3 separate regions of the Homo sapiens genome follow, and all the other regions are linked to region 2. Evidence: read pairs that join two places in POLR2A ChIA-PET (ENCODE). Cell type or tissue: GM12878. All regions are shown on one strand.

What was found. ChIA-PET counts read pairs that join two places held together with the same protein. Peaks named below come from ENCODE experiments on the same cell type or tissue, not always from the same donor. Only the 100,000 strongest peaks of a DNase experiment are listed, where the experiment ranks them.
Region 1: POLR2A ChIA-PET joins it to region 2 with 5 read pairs; 6 of 35 experiments call an interaction of 5 or more read pairs at or near these places.
Region 3: POLR2A ChIA-PET joins it to region 2 with 6 read pairs; 3 of 35 experiments call an interaction of 5 or more read pairs at or near these places.

Annotation. Positions count from the first base shown.
Region 1 is chr6:135,164,613-135,169,612 of GRCh38, forward strand. No RefSeq gene overlaps it. Among named protein-coding and RNA genes, the nearest start is that of MYB, 14 kb to the right of the region's middle. In GM12878, no CTCF peak of the experiment used is centred here; no DNase peak of the experiment used is centred here; H3K4me3 peaks cover 427 bases; H3K27ac peaks cover 420 bases.
Region 2 is chr6:135,086,746-135,091,745 of GRCh38, forward strand. No RefSeq gene overlaps it. Among named protein-coding and RNA genes, the nearest start is that of HBS1L, 34 kb to the left of the region's middle. RefSeq lists an enhancer at 1,988-2,037. In GM12878, CTCF peaks have their summits at 799 (motif pointing left) and 2,667; a DNase peak (open chromatin) is centred at 2,159; H3K4me3 peaks cover 564 bases; H3K27ac peaks cover 1,641 bases; H3K27me3 peaks cover 290 bases.
Region 3 is chr6:135,021,012-135,026,011 of GRCh38, forward strand. All of the region lies in intron 4 of HBS1L (HBS1 like translational GTPase), which reads right to left. Among named protein-coding and RNA genes, the nearest start is that of HBS1L, 31 kb to the right of the region's middle. In GM12878, no CTCF peak of the experiment used is centred here; no DNase peak of the experiment used is centred here; H3K4me3 peaks cover 484 bases; H3K27ac peaks cover 826 bases.

The sequences.
Region 1 (5,000 bases), 78 kb after region 2:
GCCCAGCCTAAAAACTTTTAAGGAAAGAAAATCATGGCAGATAATCACATGCCACATAGAATACTGGCAATATTTTAATGTACACACTGGTCAGGAAATTAGACCAACTTTTAGTACACAAACACTGCAAATATTGCTACTTCTACTTCCCATCCTTCCTTCCTTCAATTAATTTTCATATAGGTTCAGAATGTTCATTTTATGTATATATACATACTTTTATGTATACATATATATACACATATACTATTACATATATATATATACACACATATACTATTTTATATATATTTCTATTTCCTAACATATTCCTGAGGTAACACTGTCTTTCCGATCCTGCAGGGTTGCCATCACTGACTCCCAGGTGATGCAGCCTCTGCAGATCTATCCGCTGGCTCCAGATTGTCAGCTTCTGTCTTTAGTTCTGAATTCCCCCACCTTCAGGAGTTATCTGGTATTCTCAAAGAGAAGGGTGGCTAAGAAGGGAGGTTTCTTTCCAAAAACTCCCCTTAGGCAAGGCAGGCAGAACTGTGAAGAGAAAACAGAAAATAGGAGAGCTTGTTCTTGTTTTCTGAATCCCAAAGAACGTCACCCCCAATGCTGTCACTCACTAAATGGAGCATCTCAGGAGGAGAGATGCTGCAGCCAGTCTCAGAGGAAGGATCTCAGTCTCCTGGACATATCTGTTGCTTTCTTTCACTTGGTGATAGACAAGCCACGATCTCATTTCAAAGCCTTCAGTTAGGCTATGGGATGCTACCTTCAAAATCAAGCTTCTCTTAGATCTATATAGAGGTGGAACACAACATGAAGATTGGATATCTAATATTGGCCTGAGGTTTTCTTTGTTCTGGGAAGTAATCACTGGAGCGACTCTCTTGGTATGACATGCATGGCTGCAGAGTTCCTCCCAGGAGACTGGACAGTCAATGGAGTCCCTCATGCCACAATGGATTCACTCATCTCTTTTAGGTGAGTAGTTGCTCTCAGAGAGCAGTTCAAGAGGCCTTGGCATGATTGTTTACAGTAAGGAAAACAAGAATCTATTTTTTAAAAAACTTTTAGGTTCACAGGTACGCGTGCAGGTTTATATAGGTAAACTTGGGTCATGGGGGTTTGTTGTACAGATTATTTCATCACCCATGTACTAAGCCTAGTACCCAATAGTTATTTTTTCTGCTCCTCTTCCTCCTCCAGCCCTCCACCTTCAGGTAGGTCCCAGTGTGTATCGTTCCCCTTTATGTGTCCATGTGTTCTAATCATTTAGCTCCTGCTTAAAAGTGAGAACATGTGATATTTGGTTTTCTGTTTCTATGTTAGTTTGTTAAGGATAATGCCCTCCAGTTCCATCCATGTCCCTGCAAAGGACATACTCTCATTCTTTTTTATGGCCACATAGTATTCCATGGTGTATATGTACCACATGGAAAATAAGAATCTAATACTACAATTCTTAAAGACTTCGATGATAGCCAAAAAACTATATGTCTTTGAAGAAATTATTTTTAAAAAGCACTTTATAACATGTTGAATATAACATGCATTTATGAGTACTATATTTATTAGAGAGGCAGAGCAAAACTGAAAAAGTCCTCTTTCCAAGGCTACCAAATGCAATACACTTGCTAAGATTTATCACCTACCTAATGAGGTTAATTGAGATTTTTTTACTCCAGAGTCTCATGTGGGCCTATTCTTGACCAAACCCCCGCTCAAAAACTAATGTACACCAAGAGGTAATGGTTACAAATGGATCAATGTGGTCATTTAATTCAAAGCAATGGTTGGAACAGGAGTCTGACAACACCCTAGGGTTATTAAGTGTCAGAACAACAGGGAAAGTAACTTTGCTCAGGGCAATCTACTGAAAACACTTAACATTGTGCTGTGCACGGTGGCTCACACCTATAATCCCAGCACTTTGGGAGGCTGAGGAGACAGGATCACTTGAGCCCAGGAGTTTGAGCCCAGCCTGGGCAAACATAGGGAGACCCTGTTGCTACAAAAAATAAAACTAATTAGCCAGGCATGGTGGCACACATCTGCGGTCCCAGCTACTCAGGAGGCTGAGGTGGGAGGGTCACTTGGGCCCAGGAGGTCAAGGCTGCAGTGAACTGTGATTGCGCCACCGCACTCCAGCCTGGGTGACAGAGCAAGACCCTGTCTCAAAAAGAAAAAAAAAAGAAAAAGAAAAGAAAAGCCTGGGTTACATAGGGCAAGTGCTCACCAACTTCTTACCTGGTTGTTGGAATTAAGAATAACCCAAGCTCCCTTGGACAGAACTTTATGCACCTTGTATGGTAATTACTACATGCTGGTTTCCTCCCACTAAGCACCTCCAAGGGCAGGTACTTGTCACACTCATCTTTTGTCTGCAAGCTCCTAGCAAGTGCTTGTCACAAAGTAAACCCTCCTTGAGTGTTTGTTGGCCTCCAAAGAAGTGATAAATTGGGAGGCCGAGGCGGGTTGATCACAAGGTCAGGAGTTTGAGACCAGCTTGACCAACATGGTGAAACCCCATCTCTACTAAAAATACAAAAATTAGCCGGGCATGGTGGTGGGCACCTGTAATCCCAGCTCCCAGCTACTCAGAAGGCTGAGGCAAGAGAATTGCTTGAACCCGGGAAGTGGAGGTTGCAGTGACCCGAGATTGCGCCATTGCACTCCAGCCTGGAAGACAAAGTGAGACTTGGTCTCAAAAAAAAAAAAAAAAAAGAAGAAGTGATAAATGCCCTATTTTTGTGATATGTCCAACACAGCACCATGCCAACTATGAATCTTGAAAATTATTTTTGAAATCCCAGAAGGAAAAATAAAAGACAGATACATTTCTTTTTTACTATATGGAGGCAACATAAATTTTCTAGGTCCTGTTGTTAGAGCTCCCTTGCATCCTTTTTGGTACAAATCAGTGATCCAGAGGATATCTAAATAGCTTAAATAAAATGAAAGCCCTACCTTTTGGATTTTTTGGAAGCTGATTTCAGCATGGTGATACTCAAAATATCAGAGGTGCTGATTTGTTGTTGATTCCCTTCATTGCCTTCACTAACACCAAGTCATATATTTCATAAAGGAAAAGCTTTTACATTTTACATGAAAACTGACCATAATACTACTAAATCCCAGTTGTTTTCTTAATTAGTTTATGCCTAATCATGGCCAACTAAGTCCTACAGCCCCAGGCATGACTCAAAGCCAGAAATGCCAATAATTACTGACCTCAGTAGGTCACGTATTCTTTCTTTGGAAAATTATCTGGAGTAAATTCTTATTCAAAAATCTCTGTGGAGTTACTCTTTATTCTATTTGTTGCAATGAGTTAACCCTCTTATAGGTCTGGAATTTCACAATCCCTCTTAAAATAAGTAGTATTCTCAGTTCACTCATTATTTGCAATACTCATAGATGAACTATTCAATTACTGAAAAGAAATCTAGGAATAATATCACTTTAAAAAAATCTCCTAGGAAGTCCCTAAGGTTTTGTGATCATAAAAGCCTGGGTTCAAAACCTAGCTCTAAACTTTAAAGGTTGTGTAAATTTGCACATGTACTTAAACTCTCAACTGCTCTATTTCCTCCTCAGTCAAATGGAGATAAGACTCACTACTGGCAAGGATGCTTTGAGGGTTAGCAATAGTCTAAAAAAGTGGCTGACATATAGCAAATGCTTAATAAATAGTAGCTATTAATCTAGTGTCTCAGTCTATTAATTACAAACCATATTTGTGTTCTTGTAGTAATTTATCCACAGGTTATGAAACACTTGGACATATATTATCCACTAGATCCTCACTCTGGTTCTGTGGGGTCATGCATAGTACACGTACCATTTCTCTTATATTGATGAAGATTTAGGGTCAAATATTAAACATTTTGCCCAAAGCTGCACAGTGAGTTTGGGAGCCCTAGGACTCAAGCTCAGGGTCTCTGACTCCAAGTCAGATATGTACGTCCTGCCCTCCTTCTACCCTGCCTGCTATCACTGACTCAGGCAGCCTACACATCCATTTAAGGTAAATGTTTATTGTTTGATCAAAAGCTGAATATCAAATGATCTAACTGGAACCTATTGGGATAAATCTTTTTATTTTCCAGCACTCAGGAATTCTACAAATTTGATCTTTAAGAAAATGATGAAGATGAGTATGAATAGCTTGAAGACAGCATAATACCTTAAGCCAAGGTATCTGACCTTGAACAATTCCATGCCCTACAGCTGTACTGTCTAATATAGGAGCCATAACTACATATGGCCATTGAGCAATTGAACTGCAGTTTGTGTGGCTGAGGAACTGAATTTTAAAATTTATTTATTTTTAATTAATTTAACAATTATTGATTGTTAATTTATTGATAGTTAATGACTAACTTATTTATAATTAACATTAATTAATTTAATATTAAATTTAAAACTGACAGTTGCTTTAGTTACAGGAAAACTTTTAAGTATAAAAAATTTTAAGTATGTTTTAAACAACTTGGGTATGCAATCTACTTTTTCAACTATACATTTTATGAATTCTAAATTTGTAAATAAAGTATTTCTGATGAGTATTGAGTATCTGAATTGAGTTGTGCCATGGGTATAATATATACACCAGATTTCAAAGACTTAGTACCAAGAAAAGAATGTAAAATATCTTCTTAATAATTTTTATTATTGACTGCACCTTGAAATGATAACATTTTGTATATATTAGTTTAAATAAAACATATCCACCCCTCTAATCCCAGCATTTTGGAAGGCCAAGGCAGGTGGATCACTTTAGGTCAAGAGTTCAAGACCAGCCTGGCTAACATGGTGAAACCCTGTCTCTACTAAAAATACAAAAATTAGCCCGGCATGGTGGTGTGCACCTGTAATCCCAGCTACTCAGGAGGGTGAGGCAGGAGAATTCCTTGAACCAAGGAGACAGAGGTTGCAGTGAGCCAAGATCACGCCACTGTACTCCAGCCTGGCAACAGAGCAAGATTCTATCTCAAAAAAAAGTATGT
Region 2 (5,000 bases):
TAAAAACAATGGCACCTCTTTTTACTTAATTTCAGTCACATTTGGAAGAAGATAAGAAAGTTTATTCTGAACTCCATCACTCACTATTACTGAGTTTGCTTCATTGTTGAAACTAGGGAAAATTAGTCCGAGGTTTCAAAAAAGCAGCTAAACAATTTTTTTTCCAAATTCTTATCCACCATGACTAGACCATGGCAAAAAAAAAAAGAAAAAAAAAGAAAAAAGAAAGAAAAAAAAGGAAAAGAAAAACAATAAAACACAAACAAACAAAAAACCCAGAGAGACAAAAACACACTTCAGCATAGTAGAAAGAAAGCAGATATACGTAGACACAAATCCCCAAGCTCTCCACTTACTGGGTAAGTGGAGCTACTTAATATCACTACAATTCAGTTTCTTTATTTATAAAATAGAGATGACACCTCCTTCATCGCTTTGCTGAAGGATTACAGGATGATGGGTGAACTGTAATACTTGGTACATATTATACATTCAATATACATTAGGAGGACCCCTTTCTGCTCATTATGTGGACAGAGGTAAAGTACCAGGCCAGGGTATTTATGATGACTATGTGGAAAGACTTTGGCTTCTATGGGGATGACATGGTTATAGGAATCAAAACTTTGACATTAAAAACTTTCATATCCCTTTATGAAATTCAATGAAAAAGAAAGAGCTGTTGATGCTGTGGGCTAAACATGAGGACAGTAATGGTTGGATTAACACAGCTGGACCACAGAGTGCCAGATGGTGGAAGACACCCTTCCCCTTCCCCTTCCCAACCCATAAATCCTAGAACCCTGAGCCCCCTAGTGTGAGCTTTGTGCATTTGTGCTTGAGGCAGCGAGGTTCTCCCACCATAGGTCCCAGTTGGCATATCCACCAACAGCTCTCACCAAATCACACTTGTGTCCTGCCTTCCTTTCCACATCCGCCTGCACTCTCACCACCCCCAAAGAAGCACCTTTACTGTATATTACAGATATGTTTGATTTCTCTAAGCAAAATGTTCTCATATTCTACGTACAATTGCATTCAAAACCTAAGTTCCACTATCTTAGAGATGATTGTGTTGTTGTGTTTTTGTTTCCTTGAGGGAATATTACCTCTGTAAACCATATGGCAAAGGGACAAGATGGAACATGAGTCACTGTACACAAGGGAACAAACATCCAGACATGAAGGCAGCGTCACAACAACTCCAGAGGCTGGCAGTTTCTGGGCTTCAAAAGGAAAATAACTTTTTTTTTTAACTCTGCAAACCACAGCTACTTGTGTGGTTGATGTGTAGCTAAAGGCCACGGGTCTCCTATCACATGATCTCACACAGAACTGGAGTTCTTCCAGTGAGCAGGTGTTAACGGTCCCTGAAAACCAGTTTGTAAGAGATCGTAGCTGTCATCCCGGAGTGGTGTGTTTTAATAGAAAGAAACCCATGTTTCCCAGGAAATTGCTATCAAAGTTCAACAGAGATTCCAGTGCATGAGCGGAACATAATTTACCCACCATTTATCTTTAATGAGCACCTACTGTGTGTCAGGTACTAAGCACCTGCTAGCTTTGTCTATTTTAATCCTGCTGTTCCTTTAAATCTCAGGCAAACATCACTTTCTTACAAAAGCCTTCCCTTACTTCCCTGAGTCAGATCCTCCTTTTACACACTCTGGTAATATGACATCTCTGTCTTTCACGGCTCTTAACCATGGCTGAATTTTACAGTATTTATGGCATTCTTTTATTAACATTTGTCTCCTCCAGCAAGCTGTAAGCACCATGAGGGCAAGTACTGTGTCTGACTTTAGTCAGTACTATATCCACAGCACCTAGAAGGCACTCATGTATTTATCAACAAATGCAGGTCTTTATGTTGTCTGCAATCTTACATGCTCCTGAGGTAACAGTTCAGCTGACCTGATTTAGGGTCAGCTAGGATAAAATGAGTAAATATTAATTAGGAATAAAGTGCATATTTCTTTCTTTGGGAGACATAGATTACCCACACCAGTGGTGAACTGGTAAGCCAGCTCTCTTGAAATTAGTCAGTCAATCAATCAATAACCCTGACTGGTATTGTTTGCCAAATTCCTTGGTGCAAATACTCTCCCCATATCCAATTTCAGACTACCGGTATGAAGTTATTGGACCTGAGTTGGGAAGAAATGCACACAATCAGCAATCATGAGCCAATTTGAAGCAGCACTAGCATACACTGCCTCACACCCCACAGATACTCTGAACTATTGCATCACTCCCATGATTTGTCATAACTGTAGCCACAAGAGCAGCCTACGATACCTTGTGTCTTCTGGAGGCATGTAATTAGAGACCCCATGAAATAAAGTCACATACAAATGATTCACCAGGAAAAGCCAACATCACTGGGAATGGAATGTTAATTTTTTAATCTGCATAAGATTGAAATTACAGTTAAGATCCTGTTTGACGGAACATGGTTTCACATTTGAACTCTGGAGAAAAAATAACCTGGGGACATGGGTTCTCATTTTAGAATCTTATTGATAAGTGAAATGATAACATTTACTCTCTAAACCATTGTCTTGACCTGAATGGGTAGCAAAAACATCACCCTAAAAAGTCACCACAAAATGAAGACCTGAAGGCTTCAAATAGGAATTTTTTTGCCCTAGGGTGTACTCCTGAGATTCTACCATTAGGGGTGCTATTCTTTGATTTTTCTAAATCTTATCAGGACATTAAAGCCACTGTGAAAGTGAATATTCTCCATGGACAGCTGCCACTTTAATCCTTTATCAGCCAACACCTTCACTATAAGTGAGAATAAAAACCAGCAGAAATAGGCTTGGTGGGCCCCAGTGGATGGGAGCAGAGGCACTGGAAGGGGAATTGGAAATTTGCATAAACAAGTTCTGCTTCATGATATTTATTTATTTATGCCAAATCTAGCCAGTCACTTCTCTTTAGGTTTTTTGCCATGCCTGGTATTTTATTTTTAAGTCATGTATTTGTTCTAATATTTATTGGACAATTACAACTGCTGATAAAATCCAAAGGGGCTGGGGATTTAGATATAAAAGATGATTAGCTTTTCTCACAACTTTCATGCAAACATAACTAAAAATTAACACTATTGATTTTTGCTAAATAAAAGTACCAAAAACCTGTTATCTACATGACTTGTTTGCTTAAAAGCATTTGCCTTGGGAGGCAATTACTTTTGCACCAACCTAAAAACATCCACCAAAGCGTTTGGGGCTTCCCAGAGCCTCCATGTTAGCAAATCTTGGGCTAACATGAAGAGGATGTGATGTTGTTGGATATGGCCAATACCATATGAAGCTAAGTCTAGCTGAGTGTTAGCCTGGGGGATACTGCCAGGAACAAATGAGGCCCAGCTCCCAGTAATGGGATATGTGTCTCCTGGATGCACTCTGAGGATTAAATTCCGTGCGCTGACACACACTAAAGCCTCTAGCAAAGTCTTCATTTAATTAACTACAAACTTAGATATATGAAACAAAACCTCTGTAAAAAATCTTAAGGTCGAGAACATACTATATAATAGGCACAAGACTGAAGCAGTGTGGGGCAGATGTGATGATAGAGTCTTTGATGTTGATAGAAAAGCAAACTGGAAAATATTCATTCGTCCTCCAGAACCTCAAATCCACCCACACTGGAAATTGTCACTAACATACTCTTGCTCAGGAATAACACATACTCTGACTTGTAACGCTTGTCTTATTCTTTCACTTTTATCATAGAAAGAGGTCAAGGGGCAAAAAGAGGACAGATTCTAGTTCTAACAAAGCCAAGTTGAAAAACATCAGTACTTAACTAGGCTGAACTAATTCAGACACTAAAATAGAGAGAAGTTATGTAGCTTAGATTTTAAGCAGTCTAGAAAATCATTATCCCTCTCATATCCTAAGTCTCTATCAGTAAATCCTCTTGGACTGGAAATATCTTATATCCATTCTGAGAACTGGGCAAAATCCCCTTCACTTTAGTTGCACTGGTTGGTTTTTGGTAAAATCTTCCACATACATCTCAGTAATAACATTGAACATAGTTGTACCTACTCTGTGATAACTTCCTTTTTGGGGACCCATAGATTATCAATTGTTGCTTTGCTGTGGTCTTTGTTCAAAAGATGAATTTTTGTTTTAACACTGTGGTGAGCAGAATAATGGCCTCAATAGGTGACCGATTCCCAATCCCTGGAACCTGGAAATGTGTTAATTTACATGGGAAAAGTGAGTTTGCAGATGTAATTAAGGTTAAGGACCTGGAGATGGCAAGATTATCCTGGATTATCTAGGTGGACCCATCCCACTCACATGAGTCATTAAACTTGAGAACCTTTCCCAGGTCAGAGTCAGAGGGAGATGTGTAGACAGCAGAAGGGTTCCATAGATGCGATGTGAGTCTTCTACCTGCTGTTGCTGGCTTTGAAGATGGAGGAAAGGGGCCATGGAATGTGGGCAGCCTCTAGAAGCTGGAAACAGCAAGGAAACATATGCTCCCCTAGGGCCTCCAGAAAGGAACACAGCCCATCAACATCTTTATTTTAGCCCAGTGAAACCTCCATCAGACTTCTGACCTATGAAACTGTAAGATAATACATTTGTGCTATTTTAAGCCACTACATTTGAATAAATTTGTTATAAAGAGGCAATAGAAAATGAATGTGGTTAAATATCAAATGTATATCCCACAGGTTTGTTTACATGCCTTTCTTTGTACACACTTACCTTTACTTTCAATACATGCTCTTTTAAAAGACATCTTATATGGCAAGTAAATCATCACATGTAGTGTCAATAATGCATGTCATTAAATTGAATCAACCATAATACAAACAGCTATGATAATAACTTCATTATGATCGCCACCTCACTGGCAATGACTATAGGGTTATAAGATGCACCCCAATTGCAAAAAAATTAAAATGTGAACAAAGGCTGAGGCAGGAGGATCACTGGAGCCCAGGAGTTCAAGACCAGCCTGGACAACAT
Region 3 (5,000 bases), 66 kb before region 2:
AATGAAGACTTCAGTATTAGAAACATATTGCTGTGAATGCTGGTTCTATCCTTTACTGGTTTTGTGGTCTTGGGGAAGATGTTTACACATTCTGGAGCTTCAGATCCTCCAACTATAAAACTAGGATAAAAATAATCCCTATTCTATGTGATTATTATGAATATTAAGTGTTAGCAGATATAAAGAATTTAGTACATTTGGTGTAAAGTACTCATTAATATTGCCTACAATTACTGCTTAAATGCATCAAAATGCTACATAATTCTAGATTCCATAGGATTAGGCATGTACTTTCTCTTAAATTGGTTCTCAATAAACAATATTATTTAAGCTGGTACTTACAAAGGCACCAAGCAGGCAAATATTAATAAACTAAATTATACAGTATTTTAAATCAAACTGAATTGTTGTTTTACAATCCAAAGACCACAAAGTCATCTGAAATTTAAACAGACTAGCAAATGACTTCATTTCTTAGGACTGCTAATTTGCAGGATTTAGAAACTGATACCAATTCTCTATACATGAATGACAAGTCTCGGTTAAATAATACTAGCAGAAAAAAAGCCCTAATTTTTAAATACCTTACTAATGATAAAGCTGGTTTCCTTGACAATGGATTCAATTTTATCCCTACGATGCTTATCACTTAACAAGATTAAACTGTTACAGAATAAAAGTTTGTTGCAAGAAAAGTAATGTACAACAATGAAAAGGGCACTGGAGATTCAAAGAACTCTGTTCAAATTACAACTGGCTTCTTAACACCTACGTAAAATTAGGCAATTTATTTATTTTATATGAGCCTCACCTTAAAGGTTCTTATAATGACCAAATAAAACATATACAAAGCCTGACACATAGCTGATATTCAAAATGTTAATTCACCTTCCTATCCCCCCTTGAGAGGTAGCTCCCAGAACAGAAAGCTTTACAGACAACCAAGAAAAAGCAGCAGATACCATATTCAGACTGAAAGCAGTTGGCCATATAGGTACTTCTATTAAATCAGAGACCTAGCCCCTTACGAGCTACTCTAAAACTCGAGGGGAAAGTTTGTACCTCAGTTTTATGTCCCCTATGCCTAGCACGTTTTTCTAATTTAAAAAAAGGAACATGCAATAAATGCTGGCTAAGCTGAATTTTATTTGTCCTCTCCCTTCATTCTATTCTTTGGCTAAAGTACTTAGTAATATCTAGCACATTAAAAGCAGTAAAAATAATTTTTTACTAAAAGGATGTATAATTGCCTTAGAATAAAACAAGAAAGTATATACAAATATACATGTGATTAGAATTTGTAAGGTCAAAAAAAAAAAAAGCAAGGTAATTAATGTCAAAAGAAGACTCTATATTTAACATTCATGTAATTCATAGATGGTATCAGCTGTTCATGAAGATACACAGTTTTGAGAGTCTAAAGCAAATTATTTTTAAATTAAGCAATTAGTGTTTCAGTTTTTCCAGTGTAGGTGTACATACAAAGAGAATCTTAAAACATAGCTGAGAACATTCTGAACTAAAGCTTTTTCACTGAAATAAACCACTTCCTTTACAAAGCCCACATAATTTTAAGCAGAAAGCCAATTAATTCTGGTTACCTGTATAAGTATAAAATTCTCCTAATTGTCTAAATAAAAATACTCAGTGATGAATAAATTAGTGAAAAAATATTTTCATTGAAAATTATATTTAAAAGGGAAAACCAAAAAAGATGCATTAAATATGACTGTTAACAATCTACTAAAAAGGATTAAAAGATGCATTTTAAGTGCATTATTGAAAAGTTCATATAGATTTAGTAGTATTCATAATATCTCATATTTCTTTGTAACATAAACTTTTCAAATTAATCACAGGATTTATTTCCAGGATAAGGATAAAATCTCATAATACATTTGACCTAAGCAGGAAAAAAAAAAAAAGAGGTTGCATCTCCTCATAAAAATCAAATGTTACTATGTTTCCCATTTACTGATGAGATACATAGTGATGATATCTAAGAGAAAGACAAATACAGCAAAATAAACAAGTAGAAAAAAATGATCTTAGGGAAATTGTTTATGGCTGTTCTTTATCTTTTTTTTTTTTAAACTTCTTGAAGTTCCCTACTGAAGAATAGGGAACAACCTGCCATTAAGAACCAAAAGTGGCCGGGCACACTGGCTCACGCCTATAATCCCAGCACTTTGGGAGGCCGAGGCGGGCAGATCACGAGGTCAGGAGATCGAGACCATCCTGGCTAACACGGTGAAACCCCGTCTCTTCTAAAAATACAAAAAATTAGCCGGGCGTGATGGCGGGCGCCTGTAGTCCCAGCTACTTGGGAGGCTGAGGCAGGAGAGTGGTGTGAACCCCAGAGGCGGAGCTTGCAGTGAGCCGATTTCGCGCCACTGCACTCTAGCCTGGGCAACAGAGCGAGACTCCATCTCAAAAACAACAACAACAAAAGAACCAAAAGTATGATAATCATCACCTGAGATATAAATAATATTAAATAGATATTTGCATACAGACATACTATGTAAAGTTTAACAGATTATTAACACTATGAAATGGCAAAACAATGCTAGAAAGAATATAACCTCATCATATAAAATTAGGCTTTACTTTCTAAATAAAAGCTTTATTTGAAGGGAAAACTAGATAAAATTCAAAAGAAAAGGAAAATGATATATAACAGGTTTCTAACCAGTATAGGTAGACCACTATTACAAAGCACACCTTGTCAAAAATAGTAGCTCAATTATAAAATATATTTCTTCAAACCAAGCAATACTTTTAAACAATCATCTTAATGATCTGATTAGTATAAACATTTATCAGCTACTTTATTTGTGAGGCAATGGAAATATCAATTTTGAAAACTGTAAAAAATGTCCAATTTAAATTATACATGATACTTTTTCCAGATTTTTAGACCAACTATTTTTCTCAATGCTCACTTTTTTTTAACACTATTTTTTCAATGAAATAAAATTAATCCAGTGGTAGAAAAAGCCTCAATAGGAATCGTTAAGAGTGAAACCTCGCTCCACATAATAATATCTACTCTGTTGAAAACTATCTTCCAGTTGACTAATTATAAAATTTTAATCCATAAATAATATTTTTCTGAGAAAAGGGTCCCTTAAAACAATAATGATGGGCCGGGCACAGTGGCTCACGCCTGTAATCCCAGCACTTTGGGAGGCCGAGGCGGGCGGATCACGAGGTCAGGAGATCCAGACCATCCTGGCTAACATGGTGAAACCCTGTCTCTACTAAAAATACAAAAAATTAGCCAGGCATGGTGGCGGGTGCCTGTAGTCCCAGCTACTCCGGAGGCTGAGGCAGAAGAATGGCGTGAACCCAGGAGGCAGAGCTTGCAGTGAGCCGAGATTGCACCACTACACTCAAGCCTGGGTGACAGAGTGAGACTTCGTCTCAAAAAAAAAAAAAAAAAAAAAAACACAAAACAAGAATGATGTATGAATTTTAATTTCTGAATTTTCCTGTGGAAGAGTTTGTGTTACTCAGTTTTATACTCTTGGGGGTGTTTTTTTTTTTTCTTGGTAGGTTTAAGGTGGCAAGGGAAATAACATCAGAAAACTAAGATTATTCCACAATTTTATTACCCAAATATGCGCCTTTTTAGCAGTTCATTCATGGGAATGTATAACATAATTATAAAATAACATTTTAAGGTTATATGTATTTGCTGTTAACAAAATGAACTAAAATGTTGTCTAAATTAAGATATGTTAACATTTAGTATATTATTTTAGAAGTTAGTTCTAATTTATTACCAGAAGAGGCTAATTTTATGTAAATACTAAGAAGTTCACATTCCAAAACTATAAATATATTAAAATACTAAAAATTGCTCTGAATTGGGGGAAAAAAGAGAAATCTTCTTCCGGAATGCTTAGTGGCATCAAGTTGACATGATACTGGAACCATTATACGTAAGCTCCTAAATCTTTAGGACAAGGCCTGCTGTATCACATACTAAGAAAGAAATTATCACAAGCCTCTCAGATCACTCTAGTTTCACAGTTGAAAAGGGGGTATCTAATCTAACAAGTGCCCTTGGAAAAATACATCCAGTTTAAGAGCCAATGCAAAGATGTTTCTATCCCAATCTTCTTCCAAAAAACACCCATCCCATTTTCCCGAAAGAGAGCAAGAAAAACAGAAAACTGTACTTTCAAAAAAGTAGGAAACAGTCATAACACCAAAGCACAAACTATGAAGAACTTCTTACCAAACAGAAATGTGGATCAAACTGAGAGCACATGAGAAACATAGGACTCCAGATTCTGTCCAGAAGCCAGAGTTCTCCAAAGTTGGAGGCGTACCTCTGAAGGACCCAACAAAAGAGTCATCAAGAAAATAGCAACAGTGAAGGCTAAGGAAGAATCTCAGAACCCATCCACACCAAGCAAGGAAATCATAAAAACCTTCTGAAGAGAATTTCACTTAGCCTTTCACTGCTTCTGTTTTGCCTCAGAGACAAAATTGACAATGCTGACAAAACTGCTGCAACATGACCTAAGGATAAACAGCAAGTTCGAGAGTACAAGGTGGTCCGAGCTCAGTCACCACACCCCTCCCATTATTCTTTATAAAATGCTGTCAAAAAAGAAATCCCTCCCTTTTCAAATATTCAAAGAGGGCATGACATAGAAGCTATAGGTAGATACTCTAAGAATAAATATGGAGGAAAACAAGGTAGATGAAGAATATATAACAGTTGAATGTAAAAAGAAAAAGACAGGGTTTTTGAAGTTTTATGATATCAAATATAGCAAAGAAAATACAGCCTCTGACAGAAGAGCTTGGAAAAAGAAAGACAGGATAAAATAAAGATGATAAAAACAAATAGGAGGAAAAATTGAAAAGTAAGCCAGCAGGGCTCAGGAGAAGAACAGAGGGAGAGTGGGAAACTCTGTAGAAATAAAAGCCGCACTGGAGGTGGCAGAATCGAGGTAGCTAGTTAGCAACATGCAACAATAGAA